Regions from separate parts of the Homo sapiens genome. Here region 1 is linked to region 2. A link is an interaction called in ENCODE POLR2A ChIA-PET data of the cell type or tissue named here. Cell type or tissue: A673. All regions are shown on one strand. Links, peaks and the distances in the headings refer to the core of each region. The heading gives the core; the rest is flanking DNA.

The links. Peaks named below come from ENCODE experiments on the same cell type or tissue, not always from the same donor. Only the 100,000 strongest peaks of a DNase experiment are listed, where the experiment ranks them.
Region 1: POLR2A ChIA-PET joins it to region 2 with 7 read pairs; 2 of 35 experiments call an interaction of 5 or more read pairs at or near these places.

The regions. Positions count from the first base shown.
Region 1 is chrX:69,287,757-69,302,692 of GRCh38, forward strand. No RefSeq gene overlaps it. Among named protein-coding and RNA genes, the nearest start is that of LINC00269, 120 kb to the left of the region's middle. RefSeq lists enhancers at 2,211-3,102, 5,711-6,211, 6,212-6,712. In A673, for the core only: no CTCF peak of the experiment used is centred there; a DNase peak (open chromatin) is centred at 6,405; H3K27ac peaks cover 4,725 bases.
Region 2 is chrX:69,354,070-69,369,005 of GRCh38, forward strand. No RefSeq gene overlaps it. Among named protein-coding and RNA genes, the nearest start is that of NALF2, 140 kb to the right of the region's middle. In A673, for the core only: no CTCF peak of the experiment used is centred there; no DNase peak of the experiment used is centred there; H3K27ac peaks cover 521 bases.

The DNA.
Region 1 (14,936 bases), core at 4,161-9,160, 69 kb before region 2:
AGACCCTTATACTTAAAGACTTAAAAGAATTGATCAGGGCCGGGCACGGTGGCTCACGCCTGTAATGCCAGCACTTTGGGAGGCCGAGGCAGTTGGATTGCTTGGGGCCAGAGTTGGAGACCAGCCTGGGCAACATGGTGAAACCCTATCTCTACAAAAAATACAAAAAAATTAGCCGAGTGTGGTGGTGCATGCCTGTGGTCCCAGCTGCTCAGGAGGCTGAGGTGGGAGGATCACCTGGGCCCAGGAGGTGGAGGCTGCAGTGAGCTGTGATCACCCACTGCACTCCCGTCTGGGACAGGAGTGAGACCCTGTCAAAAAAAAAAAAAAAAAAGAGAGAAAGAAAAGAAAGAAAGAACAGCTGAGCGTGGTGGCTCATGCCTGTAATCCCAGCACTTTGGGAGGCCGAGGCGGGCGGATCACAAGGTCAGGAAATCAAGACCATCCTGGCTAACATGGTGAAACCCCGTTTCTACTAAAAATAGAAAAAATTAGCCGGGCATGGTGGCGGGCACCTGTGGTCCCAGCTACTCGGGAGGCTGAGTCAGGAGAATGGCATGAACCCGGGAGGCGGAGCTTGCAGTGAGCCGAGATAGCGCCACTGCACTCTAGCCTGGGCAACAGAGCAGACTCTGTCTCAAAAAAAAAAAAAAAGAAAGAAAAAAAGAAAAGAAAAGAAAGAAAGAGAGAGAGAAAGAAAAGAAAAGAAAGAATTGATCAGGTTCAAATTTCACTCCTCAGCTCCCTGCTACCCATTATGAATACAAATAGGTCAATCTAAGCTCACAGACTGAAAAAGACTTACCTAAGATCACACAGCAAATTGTGGCTCAGTTGAGGTTTCTTCACTGCCAGGCCTGAACCTCACTGTTTGTCCTTCCCTAGACTGGTGTCCTTTGGTATCTCTGCTTGCCAGCTCTGACCCTAAATCTTAGATGGGATCTCAGCAAGTGTCCCAGTGGCTGGACCACAGCTCTGAGACTGGGAGGCTCTCTTTCGGTTTGTTGAAGGTCCTGTCTGGCAGTTAGTTCATCTCTTCACTCCTGTGTCCCTTGGAACCAGTTTTTCCAGCTGAAAGGAACCTTGGAGGTCAGCTGGTCCCCAAGCTTCCCCTTTCATCTGCCATCTGCCATCACTAGAGACCTCCATCACCATCTTTTTCCATCTCTGTACCCTCTGACCCCCTCCTTCAAACTCCCTGCCCCTGACTCTGCCCCGTCCTGCAGGTCTTTAACTCCAAATAACCTAGACCCTCCCTGGCCTCTTGTCGTATTTCCCTGGGGGCCAGCTGTGTCTGGTTGAAGAGCTTGCTCAGCCTGGTGATTAACATCAAACAGGACAACCAGGGAAACAGAGTCATCAGTCCTATTCAGCTCAGCAGCCAGCTGGCCCTCCTGCCTTGCCACCACCCCACCAGGCTGGCCGCTATGCCAGGTTTTGCCTTTTCTCAGTTTCTGCTTGGAGCGGCCAAGCGTAACAAGCCCAACTGCCCTGCCCAGGAGAGGGTAGTGTCCAGAGACTCAGGCAGGACTCCAGGCCTACGGAGAAGGTGACCATGGGCCACCACCAGCAGGGCTGAGGAGGTGGAGGAGCTCTCTCATCCTTCCAGCACTGCCCCCTCCCTCCCTGCAGCCCAGCTTGGGCTGGGCTATTCCCTAGCGCCTGGGCTAGACCTGTTTCCAATGATTCACGTCTATGCATTCCCACCTCGCCCCTGGGAGCCAGCTCTGCACTCTTAATAGATCTTACGGTTAAGAAGTTTTTTCCTGCTACTCAGCGTTAGTGCTTAAAGTGCAGTTACACTCTGAAAATTGACCATAAAATGACACCATGGGGTCCACATTTATCCTCCAGTCACAATTCCAGACCAGCTTGGTTCAGTTTTCAGGTTGAAAAATGGCTTTTGGGGGCTTCAAACTCCACCCAAGTCCTAAATCTGCCTCAGTGCTTCCCCCTCAGTGGCGCCTCCCTCCCCCAGGCTGGGGGAGAGGCAGGCCCTTGGACTGCTGAGGTGGCGAGCCAGGCCCAGCTCAGCTTGGACCATTTCCTGCCACAGTTGGGTGGAGGTGGGGGCAGCTGTGGGAGTGTGAGGGACTTGGCCTGGACATAGGCAGAGATGGGCCCAGCCTACCCAAGCTCTGGGGCCTTGAATGAGCCCCCATGCTGTGAGGGACACTGGAATGAGTCCCCCTTCCATCCCTGCTCTCCTGGCAGGGCGAGGGCCAAGGCTGAGAGAGGGAGCTTCCTCAGCCCAGAATCTCTGCAGAGCCTCTGGGAGGCAGGGTGGGAAAGGGAGGGATACTGGAGGTCTTCAGATGCCCCCCCTGCCCATTATTATGCCTTGAGGCAGGGGCAACCCTCTGTTCAATCGCTCTTGTTTGCTCAGCAAATGTGGCAATTCTCTTATCTTGGGTGTGCTACTCCTCAACTGTTTGGCCAGTCAGTTTAGGGCTAAGGGCTGGATTCACACTTGCTCTGGCCTTGAGATCACCCCTGGTGCAAGTCAGAATAAGGAGGCACCTGGCAGTATAAATGTGGGGGCCACGGGCTTTAGGTCTGAGCGCTGTGAGCTGCTGGCTCCTCAGGTTATCGGCTGCCGCTGCCGCCAAGTGCCTACACTAAAGCACAGGCAGGTTACCTGTAGGAGGACCCTCCTTAGTGTTTTTCCCTCCTGTTTACTCGAACAAGGCCTGGTTATCTGGTTCCCAAGTCTACAGCAAATTAGAAGCAGTAAATCAGAAGGAGGGCAGAGGGGCTGCTGGAAGCAGGCACACTAAAAGTGTCAAGAAGTGAGAGCTGATGGCCTGACAGCAGGGGAGTAGGCAGCAAACTAGTAAAACACAAAACAACCCCAACCAGGTACAAGAGCTCAAAGAAGACAAACAAGCTGGGGCCATTTAGCCTAGCGGGGACACCCTGGGGGAGAGCGCCACAGCACAGTGCTGATAATGGTGGGCTATTAATGAGGAGGACCCCAAATCTTTAGAAAGAAGAGTCCAGGAAGATGAGGAAGATATTTCCTAAACACGTATGTCAAAAATGAGTGATCTTGGGCCGGGTGTGGTGGCTCATGCCTGTAATCCCAGAACTTTGGGAGACCGAGGCAGGCAGATCGCCTGAGGTTGGGAGTTCAAGACCAGCCTGACCAACATGGAGAAACCCCATCTCTACTAAAGATCCAGAATTTTCCAGGCAAGGTGGCACATGCCTGTAATCCCAGCTACTCAGGAGGCTGAGGCAGAAGAATCACTTGAACCCGGGAGGCAGAGGTTGCGTTGAGCTGAGATTGCACCATTGAACTCCAGCCTAGGCAACAAGAGCGAAACTCCGTCTCAAAGAAGAAAAAAGAGTGATTTTTTTCGGGGGGAGGGTTTTTTGAGGTGGGCACTCACTGGAATAAAATCTCAGCTTTCAGGCAAATTCTAAAGTCCAGAGTGCCTCATTCCTCAAACCCTCCCCACCCTACAGAGCTGAAGTCAGCTGGGTGACCCATTCCAAGAGCCAGTGCACAGAGAGGCATGCCTGCCTGCTTTGGAGCCAGTCCTGAGTTCAGCCCCAGCTCCACCGCTTGCTGTCCATGGGACTCTTGACAAGTCACGTTACCTCAGCTATTTCCTCTGTAAAATGTTGGCAAGAATACCTGCTTTGCATGGCTGGGAGGATTCAGTCAGTAAAATTAAAGCCCACATGTCCAGCCCCCAGTGCATAGTAGGGACTCACCTGGTGTTTTGTTTTTCTCCTTCGAGGAGGTCTCCTTCCAGAGGTCAGAAAATTGTGGCCCAGCCTGTCTTTCCCAGCCCTCCCTTGTGATAGGATCTCAGCGGGCAGCAGCACTGGGGCTTCTGCTCTTAGCCTTTTTGGCAGGGACAATGGAGCTCGGAGGTGATACTGGCTTTGGGTGGGGCTATCTGCTGGCATGTGCCAGAAGATGGGGGAGAAGGAGGAGGAATCAGGGCTGTGGGAGCCAGGGGTTAAGGCTGTGGGGAAGAGGTCAAGAAGCCCCTTTTGCTTCTTCCTCTTCCTCTGGTCTCCACAGCCTTCCCTTGCAAGAGCATCTCCTCTAGCCTTCATGATGCCAGTCAAGAGCACCTGGAACTCGGGCTGGGCATGGTAGCCCATGCCTGTAATCCTAGCAGTTTGGGAGGCCAAGGCGGGTGGATCACTTGAGGCCAGGAGTTTGAGACCAACCTGGCCAAGATGGTGAAACCCCGTCTCTACTAAAAATACAAAAATTAGCCGTGTGTGGTGGTGTGCACCTGTAGTCCCAGCTACTGGGGTGGCTGAGGCAAGAGAATCGCTTGAACCAGGGAGGCAGAGTTGCAGCGAGCCACTGCACTCCAGCCTGGGTGACGGAGCGGGATGCCGTCTCAAAAAAAAAAAAAAAAAAAGCACCTGGAACTCAAGCCAGGAATAGTGAAGAGGGGCCCACCTCCTGGGGGACAGGTGCCAACAAATGTCATGGGAAAAGTACCTGTGGCACAAGCTAAGCTGGCCAGTGGCAGCATGGACCAGGCATAACCAGTGTCTGAAGACAGGCGGGTACACCTGGCACCTGCTGGCTGGGACACCAGTATTCCAGAGACATGTGGAACACAGTCCCTCTGCTCAGAGGCAAGCTTCAAACTTTCCCTCATTGTCTTTGGTGAACACCCTCCCCGCCGTGCCATGTAGGTGGGGCCGCAAAAGACAGGAAGGCTCCTGCTTGGGGAGAATGAGGGAGTAGGAGACACCTGGATCTATCTCATTCAAGAGAGAAAAGTGACATTTGAAGGACAGTGAAAAGAGCACTAGATTAAGCCAGTCTCATCCCATACCCAGACTGGTGCCATCTTTTGAGTTTCAGTTTCCCCAAAGAGCTTGGGCTTTGGGGACAGACAGACCTACTTCCTCGATGACTCTGGGCAGGTCATTTCTCCTTCATAAGCCTCAGTTTCCTCTTCTACTTCATGGGATTGCTGAAGAGAACCTGTGATTAAAAGGACTGGCCTGGCACAGTGGCTCATGCCTGTAATCCCAGCACTTTGGGAGGCCGAGGGAGGTGGATCACAACGTCAAGAGATCAAGACCATCCTGGCCAACACGGTGAAACCCCGTCTTTACTAAAAATACAGAAAAATTACCTGGGCGTGGTGGCACGTGCCTGTAGTCCCAGCTACTCAGGAGGCTGAGGCAGGAGGATTGCTTGAACCCGGGAGGCGGAGATTGCAGTGAGCTGAGATCGCACTACTGCACTCCAGCCTGGTGACAGAATGAGATTCCATCTCAAAAAAAGAACAAACAACAACAACAAAAGGACTAAGCCTGGTGTCTGGGGAGTACATACTAAATGGTGTATGTCTACACACTCCACTCCTCCGAGCACTTTTCATGAATTGACTCCTTTACTCCTCACAGCAATGCTGTGGACTAGGAATTGCTATAATGCTCATTTTAAGGACGGGGACACTGAGGTTCTGAGGGTGTAAGTGACTTTCCCTATGTTGCATAGCTAAGAAGCCACAGAAGCAGGATTCAAACCCAGGCATCATGACTCTAAAGCTTTTACCAATTATGCCATAATGAGGATTTTTTAAGCAAATGGATGCAAAAGTGCTTTGTCAACTGTAGGCTGCTAAACTCATGTGAGGGGAGGGTTGTGTTATTTAAAAATCATATCGGCCAGGTGCAGTGGTTCACGCCTGTAATCCCAGCCCTTTGGGAGGTCAAGGCTGGTAGATCACTTGAGGTCAGGAGTCTGAGAGCAGCCTGGGCAGCATGGTGAAACCCAGACTCTACTAAAAATACAAACAAGAAAAAAATTAGCCCGGCATGGTGGCGGGTGCCTGTAGTTCCAGCTACTTGGGAAACTGAGGTGAGAGGATCACTTGAACCCAGGAGGTGGAGGTTGCAGTTAGTCAAGATCACTCCACTGCACTCCAGCCTGGGCAACAGAGTGAGACTCCGTCTCAGTGAAAAAATTAATTAATTAATTAAAATAAAAATCATATTATCAGCTAGTCCCTGGAGACACGGTGGGCACGAGACTGTAGAATGAAAGGTCCCCCAGCCCTGCAGGTCTGGGTGGTCCCTACCAGGCCTCTTGTTTCCCTGGCTTCCAACAACCCATGTTCCTCTTGGCCTTGGCCTTCATGTGTGGAGCTTCTCTGCTGGCACCTGTCCCCTGGGACCTAAGCCTGTGGAGGGTGGCTCAGCACCCTGCTGCTGCCAGGAAAGGGACATCAAAGTGGCAGCATGAGGGTGAGATGGCTGCCTGCTTTGTTTTTAGAGGCTGTGGGTTTCATGGCACACACACAAGCATGCAAGGAAGGGGAGACAGACTGGCTGGCAGGCAGGCAGGTCAAGGAGCTGGTGGGCTAGGGAGTGGCTGGGAGGAGCAGTGTGGAAGGATGAGGGTGACAGCAAAATGTGGCAAAGGCCCAGAGGGAGGGAGGGAAGAGGTGGTATTGGTGTGGGTGGCTGGGAGGGTGTGTTCATTATGTCACTGCTGCTGGGCTTCTGGAGGGAAGCCCTGGGGAATGCTGCACGCCTAGCAGCAGGCTGCTAGAGGGTTGTGGGCTGCCATCGGTTGGTATTTCCTTCCTTCCTTCCTTCCTTCCTTCCTTCCTTCCTTCCTTCCTTCCTTCCTTCCTTCATGCATGTATGCATTCATTTCTACATTCATCCGACAACTACTCATTGAACCATCAAGTATGGAATCGTGGGTTTAGCAAAAGAGCTCTGGAGTCAGACTGCCTGTGTTGAATTCTGGCTGTACTTTTTATTGGCTGTGTGACCTGGAGCGAGCTACTCACCCACTGTGCCTCAGTGTCTGAATCTGTAAAGTGGGTATAATAATAGTACTTACCTCAGAGGATGGTTGTGAGGATTCGATGGGTTATTCCATGTAAAATTCTTAGGACAACGCCTGGCACATAGTAAGTGCTCAATAAACATTTGTTAAGTATGTTCCTGCTTGCATGCATGCATACACACATACACACACACACACACACACACACACACACACACACACACACACAAACAAACACATATGCACAGCCTTCCAGACCTTGTGTCAGGCACTAGGAGCACTAGGATAACAAGACAGACACAGTCCCTGCTCTCATGGAGCTGACTTTTAATCTTGAACTGATGCTATAGTGAAGCCCTTCCTGTCATTTCTAGAATCCTCCTAAGCAGACAGAAGTGGAACAATGTTTAAACTGGCACTGCTGGGCCCAGAATGCAGCCTCTGTCCCTCTCTGCTATGCATTCCTCAGTGGGTACAGGCCAGGCCTGACAGTTCTGCACTTTGGAGACCTTTCTCCACAGTCCTGAAAGGAACTAGCCCATGAGCTCAGGCAAATGGTGTGACCAGAGTGGACCTCATCATTAGCTGACTTCTAGGATATTTCCTAGATGGAAGAAATTAGTTACCCAAGAAAGTGGACCAGGAAAGAAAATCAAAATCTCTCTCTCTCTCTCTCTCTCTCTCTCTCTCTCTCTGTCTCTGTCTCTCACTTGATGTTCTTGGGCTTTCTGGATTAGCCCACACTGGTAGGCATGTCACTAGTGTGCCTACACACACCTCTGCATAGATATATGTAAGAACATGTGTGGGCACAGATGGACCCAGAGTGCCTGAGGAAAAATGTCCATGTAAAATGAAAGAACGGAGCAGGTAGAGGGTTGAGCTGAAGCCTGGACACCAGACCAGTGTGATGGGATTCAGTAGGTATGGCCTCTAGGGCCCAGAGGAACCTTGCTACCCCACCCATAGTGGCCACTCTGCCCCAGCTGAGGCATGGCCTCAGAACATCAAAGTGTGTCCCAGAGAGCAAGAGTACCCAGGAAGGGAAGGGTAAAAAAGAGGCATTAGGACAGAAAAGATTCTGTGCCGAACAAATATGGGAAAAGCCCAGTTAAACCAATGTAAATAGTTTTTTGGTTTCTGGTTTTCTACTGCAGGACTTCTCAGAGCCTTCAGTAAGCTATTGTACAAGCAAATTACTGAGGATGTGTGTGTTTCTGTGTGTCACAGTCTATTGTGTCTCCCAGATGAATTTAACCACAAAAGTATTTCTTTGCAGAATGGCTCCAGGCAAGTGTTCACTCTGGAGAATATAGCTTTGAGTTTTCTCCAAGCCCTGACCTCAGCCTTCTTCCATTGCCCTCACATACTAGAATCTTCTTGCCCAATTTCTGAAGTCCCAATGTAGAGGGTTGTTGGGGGTCACAGAACTTGCTGCCTGGCCTGTCACCTGCTTCTGCAGCCTGTTCTCTGTTCCCTCAGCCTCCATGCCCTCCCCACGCTTGTGGAATTCATCAGCGAAGTGTCAGAGGCTGGCCAACCAATTCCCCTTCAGAGCTTCCCACTGAGGCCAGCCCTGGAGGCAGAGTCTCCCTTCAGATCCCCTCAATGCCATCCACCTGATCCTGAGGTGGGTCAGCTAAGGTGGCGGCAGAGGGGCCCACCCCAGTGCCTGTGGGCCTGTGCTGTTCCACATGAAGGGGTTCCTGTTCATTACCACCCTAACTCATTAGAGCAGCACCAGGCCCAGGAGGATGAAGAAAGAGAGCTGTGCAAATTAATGAGCGACCAAATTAAACATGTTCCCTCAGCCAGCAAGAGGTTCCAGTTGATCAGCTGAGGACTAGGGATTTGAAAGTGGGAAGTCCCTGCCCCATGGGCCAGAGACCCTGAGGCAGCCATCTCTCACTGTTCCTTAAGGCAGCCCATCAGGAGCAGGGTTGCCAAATTTAGCAAACCAAAATACAGGGCACCCAATTACAATCTGAATTTCAATACTTGTACTGTTAGTACAAGTATATCCCATGCAATATTTGGGACATACTTATACGAAAAAATTATTCATTGCTTATCTCACATTCAAATTTAACTGAGGCCAGGCGCGGTGGCTCACGCCTGTAATCCTAGCACTTTGGGAGGCCGAGGCGGGCAGATCACCTGAGGTCGGGAGTTCTAGACCAGCCTGACCAACACAGAGAAACTCCATCTCTACTAAAAATACAAAATCAGCTGGGCGTGGTGGCGCATGCCTGTAATCCCAGCTGCTCGGGAGGCTGAGGCAGGAAAATCACTTGAACCCGGGAGGCAGAGGTTGTGTTGAGCCAAGATCGCACTATTGTACTCCAACCTGGGCAAGAAGAGTGAAACTCCGTCTCAAAAAAATAAAAAAAAAAAAATTAAAAATTAACTGAATGTCCTGTACTTTATCTGGCCATCTTGGTCTGGAGGGTCCCAAAGCTCCAGGAGCTGTGGCACAGATCCAGTCTGGGACAGGGACAAGCATCTTAAGCGCGAAGACTAAGAGAACTAGCCCGCCGCCCCAACCCCACCATGTAAGGGGCTAATTCTCCTTTATCTCTGAGGACCTGATTTCCTTGTACCCTTGAGGGCCTTGAGGAAACAATGAGATGCTAGTGAAAGGGCTCTGCCTGGATTGGGAGGCAGGAGCCCTGAGGGCAAGTCCCACCACTGCTCTGGTCTCACTGGGTGATCCTGGGACAGTCACTTCTGCTGCAGAGCAAGATATAAAGGCCCTGCCAGTGCTGATTCTACCAGTCTCTGTCAGAAATGCCTCTGAGTGGCTGGAGAGACTATGGCCACCATGGCCCCCCTCCCCCCGTAGGCTCTGTGGCACTAATGCTGGGAATACGGAGGTGCATGGCATCCACTCCAGGGGATGGTATGTGTGTCTGCTGCTCACCTTTCTCTACAGAGGAGGCTTAATCATATTATCCTCATGCATGGGAGCAGGGTGGACCCATTTTATAGATGGGGAGAACAAAGCCCGAAGAGATTTCTAGCTGAGTCAAAACAGGAACTTCGGCTTCCTTCAGGAGCCCCATCTTTTCTCCTTCCTCACTCTGGGTGGATCCAGATGGGGGCAGTCAGCCCTACCCCACGTGGGCACCTGTGTTGTTAGTGATGTCACCAGAAAGGCAGCTTGGATCGCTCCAGCTGCTCCCCTGCCCACCCTGCTCCCCACGCTTCAGTGGGCAGAGAGCTTAGGGTTAGCCATATTGTAAGGCCAGATGTGGATTTGGGTTCTAATTCTCTTCTCTTTTTTCCCCCTGAGGTCTAAATCCTTTAAGTCTTTCTTTTTGCTTCCTGAGGAAGGGAAACACATGGGCTTGAGTGGATGGGGCTTCTCTGCTTCCAGCTGCCATAGTCAAGCTCCCCAGACCCAGACCCAGCCCCAGATATGTCTCCAGCCTGATCTGGCCAATGAGGCTCTACAGCAGTGCCACCCAGGCCTCCAGTGCCGGGCACATTTGGGGGCTATTCCTGGACTGTAATAAGGCACTACTAGGCTGAGCGCGGTGGCTCACACCAGTAATCCCAGCACTTTGGGAGGCTGAGGTGGGCAGATCACGAGGTCACGAGTTCGAGACCAGCCTGTCCAATATGGTGAAACCCTGTCTCTACTAAAAAATACAAAAATTTGCCGTGCGTGATGGCGGGCACCTGTAGTCCCAGCTACTCGGGAGGCTGAGACAGGAGAATCATTTGAACCCGGGAGGCGGAGGTTGCAGTGAGCCAGGATCTCGCCACTGCACTCCAGCCTGGGTGACAAAGTGAGACTCCATCTCAAAATAATAATAATAATAATAATAATAATAATAATAGTAATAATAACAATAATAATAATAAGGTGCTCCTGCCAGAGAAAGCAGACTTGCAACCTTCTCTCTGAGGGGCAGGACACTCTCTGTTGCTCCTGGAACACCCTCCTTCCCCATCCTCCAGCACCAAATAGAGCACCCACACCATCACATTTTTGCTGGTGACTGACTCATTCACTGAACATAATTCAGAAACGCAAATAATAATCATGGCTTGTATCTGCATGTTAGGGCTGAATGGGACCTGATAGATTATTTAGTCCAGTCCCCTTTCTATGACAAATGGAGAAACTAAGGCCCAGGGGGAGGAAGGGACTTGAAAACATGTGTTCAACATCTGCCAAGCACCATGTAAATTTGACGAGTAAAGGCCCAGTGAGCTCCACTTTATAGATGAAGAAACTGAGGGCTACAGAGGATAACTGACTTATTCAAGGCCACACAGCCAGGAAGGGACTGAACCAAGATTTGAGCCCTAGTCTCTGACTCAAAAGCCCATGCTCCTACCACCACCAGGATGCTGCCTCTGCATGCTGGGCAGGACTCCAAATGAATGATGCCGTGCTCTGGCCTGCAAGACTGGGTACGCCTGACAGCCAGTTGGTGGCCACAGAGGAAGCTTTCCTTACTTCCGTGCCCACACTTGCCCTTTCACACTGCACTCTTCTCTCAGTCCTCACCCTCACAAAATTCTCTGCCCCAGCTCTACCACCCCCAGGCCAGGAAGCCCCTCCTGAAGTCTGACCCCATTCCTTAGTACTGTGGCCTGCTGTCCTTGCCGTCTGGAGGGGATCAGACGATCCCTACAATTTGTAAAGCACTATCCCTTAGGTGGGATCATTTAGGTCCCACTCTGGGTGTTTGGCACTATCTCTATTTTATACCTGAAGAAACTGAGGCTCAGCGAGGTTACTCACGTGCAGCCTTGAACCTGCCATCTCATTGATTCCATTCGCAGAGCTCCCTTTTCATCTCATCTCAAACACCTCAACTCTAGTCTCCATTAGAATTCCAAGCATGAAAATAACAGATGGCATTTGTCCAAAAGCCCCTCCCTGTCCCCAGTCGCCTACTCTGTGCTCTTCAGCCTTCCCTGGGGATCTGTCCTCACTGCCATAGCCCTATCCTGTCTCTTGGTTGGGAGGCGAAGGGGATGAGTCAGTTCTAGCTCTAGCATCGGGCCAGTGCCCCATTGATTGAGGCCTGTGCCATAGGTGCCCCTGCCTAGCATCCCCTCCTCCCATGACCCTGGGGTGATGGCTGTCAGCCCAGGCCTTGGCCAATCCTCCTATCTAATCTAGTCCCCTCTCAGCTTCCAAATGTCCTCATCCAGACTAGCAGGAGAGTTCAAGTGGAAGTTTCCACCCCTCAGATCCCCACCCCTTACTCCCATTATTAGTGAGACGCAGAGAAGTGAAGGGAAGACAGAGATACAGTTAGGAAGGGGGGAAAGGCAGGGGAAAAGGGGAGAGACAAAGCCCAAAAGAGAGGAGAAGGAGGAAGAACAGGAAGAGGAAAGAAAGCCAGAGACACAAGGACAGTGACAGAGAAGGAAAGGAAGGACATCACTCCATTGTTCCCCAAAGACAATCAATTCAGTTGCTGACAGGCAGCTAAGGTTCCTTCAGGAGAGGGGCTCTTTATTGCATCATCAACACCTAACAGAGTGCCTGGCATATAGTAGGCGCTCAACACATGCTCGCTCATTTGAAGGAATGAATGAAAGCCCATCTGTCCTCACCGGCTGTCCCACTAATCCCAACCTCACTTCCTCTGAGCTCCAATTCCATTTTGAGGAGTTGTAGTGCTCTTCATCTGGTGCCTGGCATGGCCTGCCAGAGACTGTCAGTTCTCTTTCCATGTGCTTATGTCATAGATTCCTAGACTGTCAGAGCTGGCAGAGCCCTCAGACAACCTCAGCCCACTCCTCATGGTACAAATGGGGGGCACTGAGGCCCAGAGCTGGGAAGGCACTTGTGCTGTGTCACTCAGCAGAGCTGGAAGTAGAAGGCTGTATGCATTCTGGCTGCCCTGGGGTTCAGTGCATTGCATCCTGCAGCTCTGGACCTCCCCAGTGAGCCCATCTGCAGCCATGCTGTGGGTGAGGTCAGAAATCTTTGTTCTGCAGAAGAGATGACAACTCCCTGTCCTCACAGCCTGGTGGACAGCCCTGGCCAGGTGGGGGCCCTGCTTCCAGGGGAGGACTACAGGCAGGATGGTACCGAGGCTCTCCTCCCCAGTGAGTTGAAGGTGGGGGTCCAGGAATGAAGGGAGCACCCACCAGGACCAGGACCCTGACACAGTCTCCCCACCCATCCATCCTACCTTTCTCTCCTGACTGCCATGGGGGTCTCATTCACTCTAGAGTCGAAGCCCTGAACTTGGGCTCTGATAGACCTGGGTCTTCTACTTCCTAGCTGCAAATCCCTTCACCTCTCCGAGCCTTGATTTCCTTGTCAGCAAAATGGGCTAACTACCATTCCAACTTCATATGATTTGTGTGAGACTTAAAGGAGGTAGTGTACATCCTAAGAATTGCATAGCACCTGTCTGGCACACAGTGAATGCTCAATAAATGTGAGTAATTATGGGGCCCTCTTTCACCATCCTGCTGACCTTACCTCCTCTCATTCTACTGGCTTCTTGCATGGTCTTGAAGTGCCCCACTACCAGCATCCACTGAAAAGGTAGTTTCTGGCCCCAGGGCCCCCAGATCTCCTTGAGCATTCAGTGTGACCTTGGGCAGCCCACTTCACCTCATTTCCCTCATCCTTCAAACGCCTTCGTGGTGCTTCCATATACATCAAGGGACCCTCGGCTTCTTCTAGGTTTAATATTGCATTTCTAGAAACCATCTTTCTGTGTTGAGCCGGGTCGGTCTAGAATCTAGCCTAAATCCTCATGCTTGGATGTGCATGTGTGTGTGTGTGTATGTGTGTGCATGTGTTCATGTGCACTCCTGGGGGGAGGGCTGGGAAGTCCCAAACTTCCCCCTTTTCTCAGGCCAGTTTCTCTTCCACAGGGCAAGAAGCTTGTGGCTAGCCAGGATCCAATCTCCCTGCTGCAGACTGGCTGCCACCTGCCTGCCAAAGGGACGGTGGATCTTGTTCTCTGCACCCAACCAGTCCCACCTGTGGTCCTCCACCAAGCCCACCTGTGGTCCTCTGCGAGCAGCATCATCCACTTGGCTACATCCTCCCAGCCTCAGGACTTGCCTTTCCACCAGCCCCCGCCAGGGCTTTCTCCTGATTCCTCTCCCTCTGCTTCTCAGTCGGGGGGCCCTCCCTGGTCCCCCAGTACCCCACCCCACCACACATACACACACACACACACACACACACACACACACACACACACTCCCTACAGCCAGCTCTCCATCTCCTGTCCCTCTCCTTTCCTCCTTTTCCAAGACAAATCCAAACGTCTTGGTTCCTGTGCCTGACTTGCTGTGTGATCCTGAACAGCACACTTCCTCTCCCTCTCTGCCTCCCTTGAACCATTTGTGAAATGAGGGGAATCACACCTCCTACCTGTCAGCATTGCTGCAGCCTCTACCACAGGCCACAACAGGGAGGAGAAATGGACTAGACGGGTGGTTGCTGGGGCAGGTCGTGCCACTGTGGCTGGTCCTATTGGCACAGTAGCATGAAGTTGCAGAGTCCTGGCAGGGACTTAGACGCAACAGAGGTGACCTACCCTCGGACATCAGAGTGCCCTCCACAGGGTCCCCACTCCTTCCCAGAAGGACTATGGGCTCCCTCTGCCCTTCTGAACTGTCCACACAGATAATACAAGGACATCCTGATGTGGGTCCTCGGTCCCTGGTCTGCTCCCCAACTGTAAATTTGCAAATAAAGTCATCTCTAAGGAAGCCCCTTGGGCCCAGGGCTGTGGCGAGGCCAGGACCTGCGGCCAGCCAGGTGGCTTCCATTAGGTGCCAGCCAGCCCAGGACAGCAGAGCCGCTAATCCCAAGGTTTATGGGGCAGTCCTGCTCGCCAAGGCTCAAGGGCCCAAAAAGCAAAAATGGAATTTCCAAACTCCACTCAGTTTTTCCTCGATTTTTGTACTGCTTCCCAATCCCGGACTCTCTTTTTCATTCCTTGTTTTTGTCTCCCTCATCCTCTCAATCTCACAGTGCCTCCCTCTGCTCTCTGCTGGGCCTCCAGGCTCTCTAACCGCCTCTCCCCTCCCTGCTGACCAACTTTCTCTATCTTCACAGAGAACTTGTAGGTATGACACTGTGGTTGCTACAACTTTGAAACCCCTTCTTCTTCTTGTGCTCTTGCTCTGGGCTCTCTCTGTCCCC
Region 2 (14,936 bases), core at 6,844-11,843:
TCCCACAGAAACACAAACTACCATCAGAGAATACTATAAACACCTCTACTCAAATAAACTAGAAAATCTAGAAGAAATGGATAAATTCCTCGACACAAACACCCTCCCAAGACTAAATCAGGAAGAAGTTGAATCTCTGAATAGACCAATAATAGGCTCTGAAATTGAGGCAATAATTAATAGACTACCAACCAAAAAAAGTCCAGGACAAGACGGATTCACAGCCGAATTCTACCAGAGGTACAAGGAGGAGCTGGTACCATTCCTTCTGAAACTATTCCAATCAATAGAAAAAGAGGGAATCCTCCCTAACTCATTTTATGAGGCCAGCATCATTCTGATACGAAAGCCTGGCAGAGACACAACAAAAAAAGAGAATTTTAGACCAATATCCCTGACGAACATTGATGCAAAAATCCTCAATAAAATCCTGGCAAACCAAATCCAGCAGCACATCAAAAAGCTTATCCACCATGATCAAGTGGGCTTCATCCCTGGGATGCAAGGCTGGTTCAACATATGCAAATCAATAAACATAATCCATCACATAAACAGAACCAAAGACAAAAACCCCATGATTATCTCAATAGATGCATAAAAAGCCTTTGACAAAATTCAACAGCCCTTCATGCTAAAAACTCTCAATAAATTAGGTGTTGATGGGACGTATCTCAAAATAATAAGAGCTATTTATGACAAACCCACAGCCAATATCATAATGAATAGGCAAAAACTGGAAGCATTCCCTTTGAAAACTGGCACAAGACAGGGATGCCCTCTCTCACCACTCCTATTCAACATAGTGTTGGAAGTTCTGGCTATGGCAATCAGGCAGGAGAAAGAAATAAAGGGTATTCAATTAGGAAAAGAGGAAGTCAAATTGTCCCTGTTTGCAGATGACATGATTGTATATTTAGAAAACCCCATCGTCTCAGCTCAAAATCTCCTTAAGCTGATAAGCAACTTCAGCAAAGTCTCAGGATACAAAATCAAGTTGCAAAAATCACAAGCATTCTTATACACCAACAACAGACAGAGAGCCAAATCATGAGTGAACTCTCATTCACAATTGCTTTGAAGAGAATAAAATACCTAGGAATCCAACTTACAAGGGATGTGAAGGACCTCTTCAAGGAGAACTACAAACCACTGCTCAATGAAATAAAAGAGGACACAAACAAATGGAAGAACATTCCATGCTCATGGATAGGAAGAATCAATATCGTGAAAATGGCCATACTGCCCAAGGTAATTTATAGATTCAATGCCATCCCCATCAAGCTACCAATGACTTTCTTCACAGAATTGGAAAAAACTACTTTAAAGTTCATATGGAACCAAAAAAGAGCCCACATTGCCAAGACAATCCTAAGCCAAAAGAACAAAGCTGGAGGCATCATGCTACCTGACTTCAAACTATACTACAAGGCTACAGTAACCAAAACAGCATGGTACTGGTACCAAAACAGAGATGTAGACCAATGGAACAGAACAGAGCCTTCAGAAATAACACCACACATCTACAACCATCTGATCTTTGACAAACCTGACAAAAACAAGAAATTGGGAAAGGATTCCCTATTTAATAAATGGTGCTGGGAAAACTGGCTAGCCATATGTACAAAGCTGAAACTGGATCCCTTCCTTACACCTTATACAAAAATTAATTCAAGATGGATTAAAGACTTACATGTTAGACCTAAAACCATAAAAACCCTAGAAGAAAACCTAGGCAATACCATTCAGGACATAGGCATGGGCAAGGACTTCATGTCTAAAACACCAAAAGCAATGGCAACAAAAGCCAAAATTGACAAATGGGATCTAATTAAACTAAAGAGCTTCTGCACAGCAAAAGAAACTACCATCAGAGTGAACAGGCACCCTACAGAGTGGGAGAAAATTTTTACAATCTACCCATCTGACAAAGGGCTAATATCCAGAATCTACAATGAACTCAAACAAATTTACAAGAAAAAAGTCAAACAACCCCATCAAAAAGTGGCCGAAGGATATGAACAGGCATAAAAGAAGACATTTATGCATCCAACAGACATATGAAAAAATGCTCATCATCACTGGCCATCAGAGAAATGCAAATCAAAACCACAATGAGATACCATCTCACACCAGTTAGAATGGCAATCCTTAAATAGTCAGGAAACAACAGGTGCTGGAGAGGATGTGGAGAAATAGGAACGCTCTTACACTGTTGGTGGGACTGTAAACTCATTCAACCATTGTGGAAGTCAGTGTGGCAATTCCTCAAGGATCTAGAACTAGAAATACCATTTGACCCAGCCATCCCATTACTGGGTATGTACCCAAAGGATTATAAATCATGCTGCTATAAAGACACATGCACACGTATGTTTATTGCGGCACTATTCACAATAGCAAAAACTTGGAACCAACCCAATTGTCCATCAATGATAGACTGGATTAAGAAAATGTGACACATATACACCATGGAATACTATGCAGCCTTAAAAAAGGATGAGTTCATGTCCTTTGTAGGGACATGGAAGTAGCTGGAAACCATCTTTCTTAGCAAACTATCCCAAGGACAAAAAACCAAACACCACATGTTCTCACTCATAAGTGGGAATTGAGCAATGAGAACACTTGGACACAGGAAGGAGAACATCACACACCGGGGCCTGTCGTGGGGTGGGGGAAGGGGGGAGGGATAGCATTAGGAGATATACCTAATGTAAATGACGAGTTAGTGGGTGCAGCATACCAACATGGCACATGTATAGATATGTAACAAACCTGCACGTTGTGCACATGTACCCTAGAACTTAAAGTATAATAATAATAAAAAAGAATATATATACAAAAAAAAGAGAAATCAGTAATTTAACTCAGAGAACCAGGGAGCTTTTCATAGCTGTTTTCTCAGGATCTATGCTGTCCTACAAGGAAGCCCCTTCTATGCATGAGGAGAGGGGAGGGGTCATTGCAGTGGGGAGAAGAGTGTGGTGATGAGTAGCATGCATCAAATGCCTATTTTGTCCCTGGTGTTACACTAGGCTTTTTTTTTTTTTTTTCGTTATAGCCACATTAACCCGGTCTGATATACTTAGGTGTCTCAATGGTCTCATTCCACTTGACACTTTGAATAAATATTCTTTTCCCCATTTTACAGGTAAGGAAGCTGAATCTCAGAGAAGTGAGTTGCCTAAAATCACATAGCCAGTAAACAGTGGTGCAAGGATTCAGTTCCAGGTATGTTAATGAATAGAGTCAAGAGTCTTTCTCTGACATTCAGGACTCTAGCCAGCTCCCCAGGGACTCCAATTGAAGACTGAGTCTCAGTCAGGGGCTCATGGTCCCAAATATCCTTTAGAAGCAGCAAGTCTGGAACAGGCCACGGCAGGCCCAGCAGCTGCAGGGGTGTCACACACTGCTGTACTGCCTGGCCCAGAGCCTCATTTTTCTGTGTCCCAGGCCTGAAAAGCTGGGCCTGTTTTCAGGGTTGGACTAACTTTTTCCCCACAGAGTATGGATAGTCCACAGTGGAGCCAAATGGAGGCTGCTCCCACCCCTTGAAAGAGAGGAGAAAGGGGGAAGGGGTGCAGAACAGCCTTCCAGAAGGGATAGCTTTGCCGAGTTTCAGCCTAATATCCTGGAGCTATTCCTAGGTAGATTGTGGTCAGTGGAATTATGCTTTTATCAGGCTGCTGGGAGTTTCAATAAAATCTTTATGGCCGGGAAAGTTCTCTTTATGGAAATCAGATTATTGAAGTGCCTGCCGGAGGAAGGGCATCACCAGCCTGCCTTTCTCCCCACTGCCTCCTTCCTCCTCTTCAGGATGGCTTCCCCACTCAGTTTCCTCCCTCCCCTCCCCATGGGCCCCCAGCTCCCAGGACAATTTCAGCTCCACAGGTTGAAACACAGAGAGTGCCTTGGCAAGTAAATGAGCACTAAGGGAACTTATTGAGGGTGTTGGTGGGACTGCAAAATTAATGTTGCAAAATAGCTCTTGCCCTGTCCCCCCTTCATCTTTCCCATTGAGAAGCCCTGGTTTTGCCATTTCTGGGTCAAGTTATCTCCACTCCTGGCTCACTATGTTGGCAATTCCTAGATTCTAATCCTTGGGACACAACTGAGCCCTCCTCTACCCCCACCATCTCCTGCCCTGTCCATCTGTCTACAGAACCTTCTGGAACCTTCCTGCCTGGCATCTCATGGGGCTGGGGTTGAGGCCTGGTCCTGAGGCAAGGTTGCTACAGCTCTATGGGGACTAGCTTGGGAGTGTCCTGCCCTGTAGCTCTTTCTTGGGGGTGGAGGAGCAACTATGGTTGAGGCCCCCCACACTCTATCCCATAAACTGTCTGCTGGGGGAAGTCTTGCCTCAGGAGGTTTTCCTTGTGGCTTTCTGGGAGGTTTTAATTTAGCAAAAAAAGGAAAGTGGTTTGGACCAAATGGTCTCTTTCAGGACTAGAGTCTTTAAAAAGCCCCCCTGAAATCTGGTGCTTTTGCCTACCCATGTTCTCCCACTGCCTATCTTCCAACATCCTGTCCCCAGTGTCTTCTACTAGGTGACTAGTTAGAAAAACATCATGTCCTCTGAGGAACAGTTGAAAGAACTGGAGGAGAGAAGACTGAGGAGGCCTGAGTCTATGTCTTCAGCCCTTTGAAAGACTGTCATGAGGCAGAGGAAGTGGACCCTGCATGGTCCCAGGAGTACAGTTAAACGAGGCCCCAGCTGGTATGTTCACTCTGTTATCACACAAAGCATTGTTCCCATTTTATAGATGAGGAAACTGAGGTCCAAGGCCACATAACTAGGAAATGGTGGGGCTGCCTTTCAAAGCCAGGTCACTTGACATCAAATCTAGCACTCTCCATATCCCGCTGCTCTGAGCACTGGACAAAGGCAACCAGTAGGCAGTGTTGGGTTCAGCATAGGCAACCCTTTTTAGCTATCCCTCAAAGCAGCCCCTACCCCACCCATGCAAGGTAGAGGCTGAGCTGTGCATACCCCCAGGCTGTTCCCAACCACTGCCTATAACCCACTCTGTCTAACCCTGTCTCTTCTCCACCCCTCACCCTGCCTTAGACCTTTGGCCTGTATCCCAATTCTGCATCTACCTCTGACATTCCTATTTGCCTGGAAGTAACACTCATTCTCCCAAATTGACATGCCCCAGAATTTCCTTACTCCCAGGCTGGCTTTGGACCTTTCAGAACTCAACTTAGCCCAGCTAGTTTGCCCTGTGCTCCCATCCTGTCCACTCCTGCCCTCCCGACTTAGACAATAAGGAAGAACTTCCTGACAGTCAGAGCTGTCCAAGGATGGCTGGGCAGAGCTGGCTGCCCGGGACCAGGCATTAGGTAGGGGGCTGTCCAAGCTGGGAATCCTTCCAGTGGTTTCCATTGATTTACATATTCATCTTTCCTGCGTGAGCCCTTCTATTATAATTCATCGGTTTTGCAAGCACCCTCTTGTTTCCCATTCTTTCTTGCTGTCTCCTTCTGCATCCTTGTCTTCATCTGACTTTCTCCTCTTTCTGTTTATTTTTCACTTTGATTCTCTCTTTATCTTTCTCTGTGTATTTTTACCTCCTCACATTTATCTCCCTTTTGCCTCCTCTGTTTCTGTCTTTTTCTTCCTTCCCTCGATCCTGAGTCTCTTTCTCTGTGTCCTCCCTGCCCCTTCTTTGTCTCTCTAGCTCAGTCCTCCATCTGTTTCACTTTTACTCTGGGTCCCACTGTATTCTTCTTTCTCTCTCTCCTATTTTCCCACCTTTCTCCCTTTCTGTCTCTGCCTCGCCTGCCCCAGCCCCTCCCTCAGAGCCTCTCCTGACCGAGGGTCTGCTCTACTTGGCGAAGCCTGCTTTCCTCAGCTCTCTACAAAGGAGCCACCTGTGTCTTTTGTGTCTCTCCAATCTCAGGCTGTAACTTCTGTGGCAGCTCATACTGGGAAGCTGGATTTGAACAAGATCCTCTTGGCCCCTGGGAAGCTGGAGGAAACCCTGGGTCCTGCAATTTCTTTCCCCAAAAGAGGAAGTTACATTCTCAGCCTCCTTTAGGCCTCAGCTGGAGCTCCTGGTCTGCTCAGAACCATGGGACTCAGGAATAAGCGGGCCCTCAATGACACTTAGGAAGTCTGGTCTTTTGAGCTCAGCTCCACCATGGCCACCCTTTCTCCATATCTGGAGGTCACTCCCCTCCTCTGGCACCCACTTCAGGTCTGGCCCCACCCTTGTTCCAGAATTGCTGATGCTTACTCTCAAAGGAACAGGAAGAAGCCCAGTATTGCTGAAGTCTAGACTGTGGGGTGACAATTTGGCCCCAGGTGGCCTAGAGCAAGAGCATAGCATGGGAAGAGTAGAGGACTCAGGTTGAGAGTGGGTGGGAGAAATCAAGGGATGAAACTGGAGAGGTAGGCTGGGGCTAGGCCAAAGAGGAGGGTTGGATTTTATCTTGAGACTACTGGGGAGATATTGAAGGTTACTAAGCAGGGAAGAGAGAGGGCCCTATCTGGCCTCTGGATGGGTCCTGGATTGCAGAGGGGCAAGAGAAGAAGCAGGGAGAATGGTGAGAAGGCTGTAGATGAAGTCTAGTTGAGAAATAATGGAGCTTTGGACCAGGGTGGTGGCAGTGGAGATGGAGAGGAGTGGACTTTTCATGGCATATTTAGGATGTGGGATATAGAGTTTGGTGGTTAATTAGCTGTATGTATGGTAGGAAGGGAGGTGTCAAGGCAGATTCTGGCTTGTACAGTTGGGTGGCCGGTACTACCTGCTATTGGCATGGAAAACATAAGAGGAGGAACAGTTTGGAGACAAGATGAGTTCCGGGTTGGCCATGTGGAATCCAAAGTGCTCATGGGTCATCCTGATTGAGATAGCAGTCAGGCAGTGGCAGGTCCTAGAGCTCAGAAGGCAGGTCTGGAGTGGAACTAGAGATGTGGGAGATGGCCAGGGAAGCTGTGGGAAGGGGTGAGCCAGCCCAGAGCAAGAGCATGGCATGGGAAGAGGAGAGGGCTTAGGTTAGGGTCTGGGGAGATTTTCAGGAATCTGCAGAGCAAAAGAAAGTCTGTTAAGGAGACTGAGCAGGATGGCTCAGAGAGATTGGATGCCTGGAGAGCACAGGGGCAGAAAAAAACAAGGAAATGATTAGTGCCAAAAGGAAGGGGTCATCAACTGTGTGAAATGTTATGAAGTCAAATATCATGAGGAAGGAAAAGTGTCCAGCAGATTTCATGATGAGAAGTGGTGACTTTCATAAGAACATTTTTCAGCAGTGATGGGCATGGTAGCTGGACTGCAGTAGTTGAAAAAGTGGGGACAGCCAAGAGTGTTTGCCCTAATCCTGCCACATTCCACTCTATTTAATCATGTTCCTCTGCTCAGGAATGGAGAGGAGCCACCAAGCTTCCATTGCTTTCCACTACCCTGAGGTCTGAAGTCTGATTTTCCCTCTCCCCACCCATGACTCTCCTGTGCACGCACACACACACACACACACACACACACGACAGACACATGCTTCTTCACTTCTTTTTGCTTCAGCAGGCTGAATTCTAGGGTTCCCCCACCCTTTCCCACTGCAGACTCAGAAATAAATTGTTCACTGCCCCAATGGTGAAATCTTATCTGGTCTGGTAAAAAAAACGTGTGTCTGGAGCAGCTGAGCTCCACGTTTCAGCCAAGTGGGTGAGCTGGCCGCTGGCTGGCTGGCTAGTGTGCAGCCTGGGGTGGGGGCAGGGGTGGGAGATGGGAGGAGGAAGGGGAGCAGAGACTGGGATGGGTGTGAGGAGCAGGGGAAGGGGAGGGGAAAGAAGAAAGAAGATTGGGAAGTGGGAAGCGGGGCAAGGAGAGCTGTGAATGCTGAGAGGCTGGAAATGTTGAAAATGGAACTGCTTCCTGCAGTCAAAACTTGTGTCTAAATCTTGCCTTCACTACTTGCTACCTCTGTGGCAAGTAACTTTCCTCTCTGAGGCTCAGTTTGCTCATCTATAAGATGGATTTCATAATAGGTATCTTATTGTACTCTTCATCAGGCAGAATATTTTCTTCTTACTCTTACGGTCATTGTCCTTGTCATTATTATTATCAGGACAGTGCTGGTGTTGGGAGAAAGCCAGGCAGCTTTCTGGGGACCTTGCCTGAGCTACAGAAGCAACCACCCTGGGTCCCTGGGCCCCAGAGTCCTATACTTTCTACCTGGCTTTCTTTTCAGGGAGTGCTCGGGTTGTCTGAAGCTGGTAGTGGCAGCCAGCAAAGATGTCCGGGGCAAGCTTTAAAGAATGGCCATCTGGCCCCAGGCTTAGCAGTTCCTGCAGCCCTTTTAGCTTTTGCTCAGAGACAGTCTGCAGAAGGGAAGGCAGCCCAGCCTCAGGGGCTGGAACTCCACCTGCTTAGACACACCTATCTTAGCTGTACACCAAAGCCAATCCATTTTCAGGCCTGACTTTTGTGAGCCACGACCGCAGCTTTCCACAGACACCTCCGGCCAGCTGCTCACCACATGCTGCCTGGGTTTGGAGATGGGAGAGCTTCTGATGCCACAGGAGGACAAGGAGGCCAGAGGAGCACACAAGGCATGCCATCCACCCACCCCCAGGATCCTGATGTAGAGGCTGGTGTTGCTCTCAGGCTTAGTGCTGGCGAGCTCTACCTTCTCCTGTCCCTGGATCTGCGGAGTCCTGAGGAAACTCCAAGCCATGTCTGCCCCTTTGTGCCTACTGCTGCTTCTGCTCTAACCCCTGCTCTCCTGCCCTGTCAGGACGTTTCAACAAAAGGAGATCTACTGCTGAGGGGATTACGACTGATGGAAAAGAATCCATCACAGCACTAGGGCAGCAGGAAGTGGAGAAATGAGACACACTTTTCAGTTTGGGAGGGGGATGCCACCTCTTTCTGATTGGCAAGGCAGGAAGCTGGGGCCCAGACCATGCAGAAAGCCAAGCCAAAAGGGTGCTGGTGCTCCTCCGGGGCTGTAGGCCAGGAGCAGCAGTGGCAGACCATCTGGATGCAATCAAGCCTGCAATGACCTCATGGGGAGAAGGGGGGAGCCCCCAGAACTGAGAGCTTTGGGCCTCGCTCTCACTGATGAGGGAGGGAGAGGAGCTGTGTGGGGATGAGACACGGAGCATTTAGTGAAGTGAGAAGTATGAAAATGGATGAGTCAGGACAGAGGGGAGAAGCAAGCTGCCATCCTCGACTCACTTGGACTCAAAACTTTGAGAGAACCAGCCTGAGGAGAGCCAAAGCAGAAGCTGAAGAAGAGCTCCCATTCCCCAAGTCCATGGGCTCCAAGTGCAGCCTTGCTTGGAAAGGCAGGGACAGCAGCATGTGGCAAGGTAGGTTTCAGATGGGTTCCAGTCCCTGCATAGACTTAGAAGTTGGTAGGCAAGGTAGCTGGCAAGGACTTTCCAGTGTGAGAGGACTGGGTCCTTTCGGATGATCCCTTGGAGAGGTCTGTAGGGCAGAACAGGAGAAGTGGAGTCCACAGTGCAGTACAGGGGAACTGGCAATGGCCTGAAGCCCAGGTCCCAAGCAGAGCTAGTGGAGGAGCTGGAGCTTCACAGCTTGGAGCAGAGAAGGGAGGGGAACAGGATCGTTGTCCTCAAAGTTCAGAAAGGCTGTCATGAGCAGAGGGAGCAGACAGTTTCTGTGGGGCCCCAGGGGGCAGAGATGCCTGGGCAAAAGCCACAGGGAAACAGAGTTCTTCAGCTTAATCCAAAAAATAATTGTCTTAAGAACTGTCCAAGCATGAAATTGGAGAGGAAGGAGATAGTGAGTGCCCCATTACTGGAGATGTGTGAACAAGGGCTGGACAGCCACATTGTGGATATTCAAAGAGTAGAGGCGGATGGTCTCTTGGCATCCTCTGGCGACCCTGTCATGAGACTGCCTGGCTCCATGAATGAGGTTACTCACCTGTGTGAGATGCAACCCAAGGAAAGAGCACTCACTCCTTGGAGCTCTCCAAGGGATGGTGACTTGAGTCTGTACCTCCCAAGACACCTAGCTCGATGTGATAACATCATGTGAGCATTTGCTTATGTGGCTGTGCTGTTCTTTCATCATTGGATCCACAGGCCTTGGGCCTCTTACAATATCAGCAACATCAGCATCTCAACACACTGAGTAGAGTGGACATGTTTGATGATACATTTTTTTTCATACCGCATGGCTCCTAATAGCTTCCTATGGGGCTCAATCCAGAAAGCAGCGATTGGTTTCAACTTCATGGGCAATTGAAGGGATTCTCCGGGGTGATTTTGACTACCTGCAATTGAGTCTTATAGACTGACTTAAGATGCTAAGCTCATGTAAGGCGTGGCTTCACAAGATGCTTTATAACACTGCTAGGCACAAAGCAGTGTGCTGGGGAAGGTATGGTGTGAGGGCCCAGACACAAAGGATCTCTTCCTGGAGGCCTGATGCCTCCATCCTTCCCTTAACAAAGGACAATTACCTCCCCTCTTCCCCTGCTCCTCCGTTGGAGATCCTGTTGCTGCTATCTTCTAAAGAGATCCAGACTCAGACCATTTTTTTCCATCTCACCAGTTTCATTTTGGTCCAAGCCACCATCATCTCATTGGAGCAATCCCAAGAGCTTCCTCACTGCTTTCTCTGCATTCACTCCTGCCTTCCATGCTGTTTGTTCACCCCAAAGTGGCTAGATCATTTCTGTTAAGATGTGAGTCAGATCCTGTCACTCATCTGCTCAAAACCCTCCAGTGGCTCCATTCTTCTCAGAGCAAAAGCCAAATGACTTACAAGGCCCTACAAGACCTGGCCCTCATGCCGCTTCTCAGACTCATTTCCCTCCACTCCACCCATCACTAGCCATTCCTCAAACCCACCTCGATACCTTTGTACCGCTCTTCCTGCTACTGGAGACACTCTTTCTATAAAACTTGATATAACTCATACCTTCACTTCCTTCAGTCTCTAATCCAATGCCACTTCATTGGAAAGGCCTTCTCCCTGACCACATTATATAAAATAGTGACTCCACCAGCCTATCCTACCCAGCACTATCTACTCTCCTCACCTGGATTTCCTTTCTCCATCACTTCTCACCATTTGACGTATTATATATTTATGTATGTATTTTACCTTTATTTGCCTATTAGAATATAAGACAGGGTTTTCTGTTCTCTGCTGTATCCCCAGCATCTAGTGCCTGGAGTGTAGTATGTGCTCAATAAATATGGAATGAATAGACAATTTAGAACATACCCCTATGGGCCCTCACAACCAGGGCAGAGAGCCAATTGCCTCTGTCCTAACACTCCATGCTTCCTGTTCTTTAATGTCACTCATTCTGACCTCCTGGACACTGGGCTCAGCCTGACTCCACTCATGAAGGCTTCCTTCCTGCCTTAGCTGACACTTTAGCCTTGCCCTTCTGTTTTTCTAATGCCTGTTTCCCACCTGCCTGATCCTTTCTGCTAGCCACAGCTAATCCTCTGGCCTGGCATCCTTACATGTGAGATGCAGGACTGTGGCCAGGCACTTCCTGGCTCATCAGACTCCCAGGCCTGGAATGTGTCAGGCAGGCCTACGCTGCACACTGCCACCACCTATGCCACTCCAACCAAAAGTACATGCTAACTTGCTCATAAGCACCCCAAGATGTTGAGAGAGGAGGGTTGGGGGAGAATTATTTGGAATTTATGCTATCTGAGCCTCTTCAGAGAGAGGCAAGCCTAGGACACAGTACTCTGGAAGGAAGTAGTTCCTGCCTCAATGGACAGGTTCCATGTTTTGCTGAGTTGGAGGTGACCCTGTAGAGAAAGATCAGGGCAAAGACCTGGCTCTAGAGGTGCAGAGAAAGCCTTGAAGGAAGCAAACAACACAGCTTGTCAGTGAGCAGCCCAGTGTTGGGAGAGGGCCAGGTGGCTAAACACTGGGGCTCGGGAGCTCTGTTCCTGGGGTAGTGACTGGGCCAGATGCACCTGAGAGTAACTTGGTACAAAATTCAGGGGCCTAGACAGAGGTCACAGACTCTCTTGAGTAACCAGGATCACTAGCTCACACTGAGGGCAGAGAGGAGAACTGAGCAGATGTGTAACAAGAAGCAGAGAGAGCACCAACCACTGTACTAGACACTTTGGATGCATTTTTTCACAACAGCCTTATGAAATATGCATGATTATTCCCATTTTACAAATGAGCAAAGTGAAACTCAGATTTGAAATGACATGTCCAGTGTTACAGCTACAAAATGGCAGAGCCAGAAAAGAACTTCTGACTCTGATTAGGTCTTTCTACCAAATTTGCATTGAGTGTATCCTGTGCAGTCTGCACTTTGCACCTATTGTCCAATTCGCACATTTGGACAGTCCCCCAGGGTAGGTGGTGTTGTTCCTGTTTCATAACTTAGGAATCAGGCTCAGGACTGGTTAAGGGACTGCCCCAGCTAGTGAGAAGTGAGGCTTAGTTTTAAACCAACTTCTTTTTTTTTTTTTTTAGACAGTCTCACTCTGTCACCCAGTGGCACGATCTCAGCTCACTACAACCTCTGCCTCCCAGGTTCAAGCGATTCTCCTGCCTAAGCCTCCTGAGTAGCTGTGATTACAGGTGCGTGCCACCACACTTGGCTGATTTTTTGTATTTTTAGTAGAGACAGGGTTTCACCGTGTTAGCCAGGATGGTCTCGATCTCCTGACCTCGTGATCCGCCTGCCTCGGCCTCCCAAAGTGCTGGGATTACAGGCGTGAGCCACCATGCCCGACTTAAACCAACTTCTATTACATTCCAAGGTCCATAACCTTTTTACTATACTCCCCAGTAAACATTTTGTTGAAAGAAAAAAAAAAAACAATGAATGAATGAACAAAGACAGCCAATTCTTGGGGATTTTGGAAAGAACACTTGCCTGAGAACAGGTTGGTCTCAAGTGGGGGCTAGAAGTGAAGGGGGTCTCAAGAGCCATCTAGATTGGAAGGGAGGGAGGATTTTAGATGTGTCCAGAGGGATTGAATGAGACTGGACAGTTTTCCCCAGGCCCTGTGGCACTGTCCTGGGTAGTGAGGCCAAGGTAAAGGTTGGGAGCAGGCCGGCTTCAGAGATGTGGAATCTGGGCATTCACACAGGGTCTGGTGCTCCGAAAGGTCCCACACTTGGCTTAATGCTCTGGAGTTGCTGTCTTGAAATTCTTAATGATTTTTGAACAGGAGCCTTGCATTTTTTTTTTTTTTCAGGCAGAGTTTCACTCTTGTTGCCCAAGCTGCAGTGCAATGACGCGATCTTGGCTCACTGCAACCTCCGCCTCCTGGGTTCAAGCGATTCTCTGGCCTCAGCCTCCCGAGTAGCTGGGGTTACAGGTGCGCCACATGCCCAGCTAATTTTTTGTATTTTTAGTAGAAATCGGGTTTCACCATGTTAGGCAGGTTGGTCTTGAATCCTGACCTCAGGTGATCTGCCCGCCTCGGCCTCCCAAAGTGCCAGGTTTACAGGTGTGAGCCACCACCCCGGGCTGTGAGCCTTGCATTTTAACTTTGCACTAGCCCCTGCAAATTACATAGCCAGTTTTACTGGGAATTCCAAGTCTTGGAGGAACAATGTCCTTCCTCCACGCCTCCTTGTGTCTGCTCTTTCCTCACAAATTTCACCCTGTACGTGATTCCTGAGTATATTCCCTAAAGCACAGCCTTGCATTGTCATTGCTCTGCTTAAGAACCTCCCATGTCTCCCTATTGCTCATTGCTTCACTCCAAACAGCTCAGCTTGTACAGCCCTCAAAGCCCCCCCTTCTGTCTGTTTTCTCAGGACCCTTTCACATAGACCTTCTCCTACTGCCCCCAACATGCCCACAGGCCTGGGTCTTCCCCGTGGGCCCTGGTGTACTGTAAACCTTCAATGCCTGATGGCTGGAGGAAGGTGCCCAGGCATTTATATGAGGAATTCTTCCTTTCTACCAGCACATCAGGTCAAAAAGGGCAGGGGTTTTTTTGTTTGCTTGGCGTGTGTGTGTGTGTGTGTGTCTGTGTGTGTGTGTCCTTTTCACTGATGGGTCCACAGCACCCAGGACAGGACCCAGCACATAGTAGATAGTAAATAAGTAACCACTGAATGAATGAATAAATGAGTGAATTCAAGCTTCTCTGTAATCTGGCTTCAACACACTCCAAGCCTGACCCCTATGTGCTTCAGCCCAATGGAACAAGTCCTTGTTCCCCATGTACATCCTTTAATGTTCCCACAACCTAGATGCCCCTACTTCCAACAATCACATCTTCATATCTGAGCCATTTTCAAGACTCCACCCAAATGCCATTTATTCCATGAACACTTCCCTAAACACTACAGCTAGCCATGACCTCTTCTTCTGGGTTCTCTGTAGTGATTGATACCTCTCTTAAAGCCTCTCTCCATTTTTTGGATGTAGCAGAAGGAGTCAAATAGACTTGGGCTCAAATCTTTTATCTGCTACTTACTAGCTGCATGATCTTTGACCTGTCACTCACCTCCCAAGCCTCAGTTTCTTCAACTGTAAATTAGACTTACAATAGCACTTACCTCATTGAGTGTATGTGAATTAAATGAAACAACTTACAACGATGAAATGAAAACAGCTTAGTGCTAAGTGCATATAATGATAATATTATTATCATCAACAACAACAATAATAATAGCAAAATGCTATTTATGTATCTGCACAATAATAGTACCTTCCTATGGGGAAGGTGCTATTGTTATTAATTCTCTCATTTTGCAGGTGGAGAAACAGACCCAGAGGTTTTGTAACCTGTTCAAGGTCACACTACTAGCAAACGGTGAAGCTAGGATTGACAAACCAGGCCGTCTGCTCTGCCCAGTTTCAGAGTTCCAGGCCTCTGTCTGCCTCCAGGACCCAGGAGAGCAGGTCTTGCTTCCTCAGGGAAGCACCCCAGGCAGCAGCTATGGCAGCTTCATAGCTCAGCCCAGCCCAGCCTGACCAAGAGGGACTGCATTTGTTCC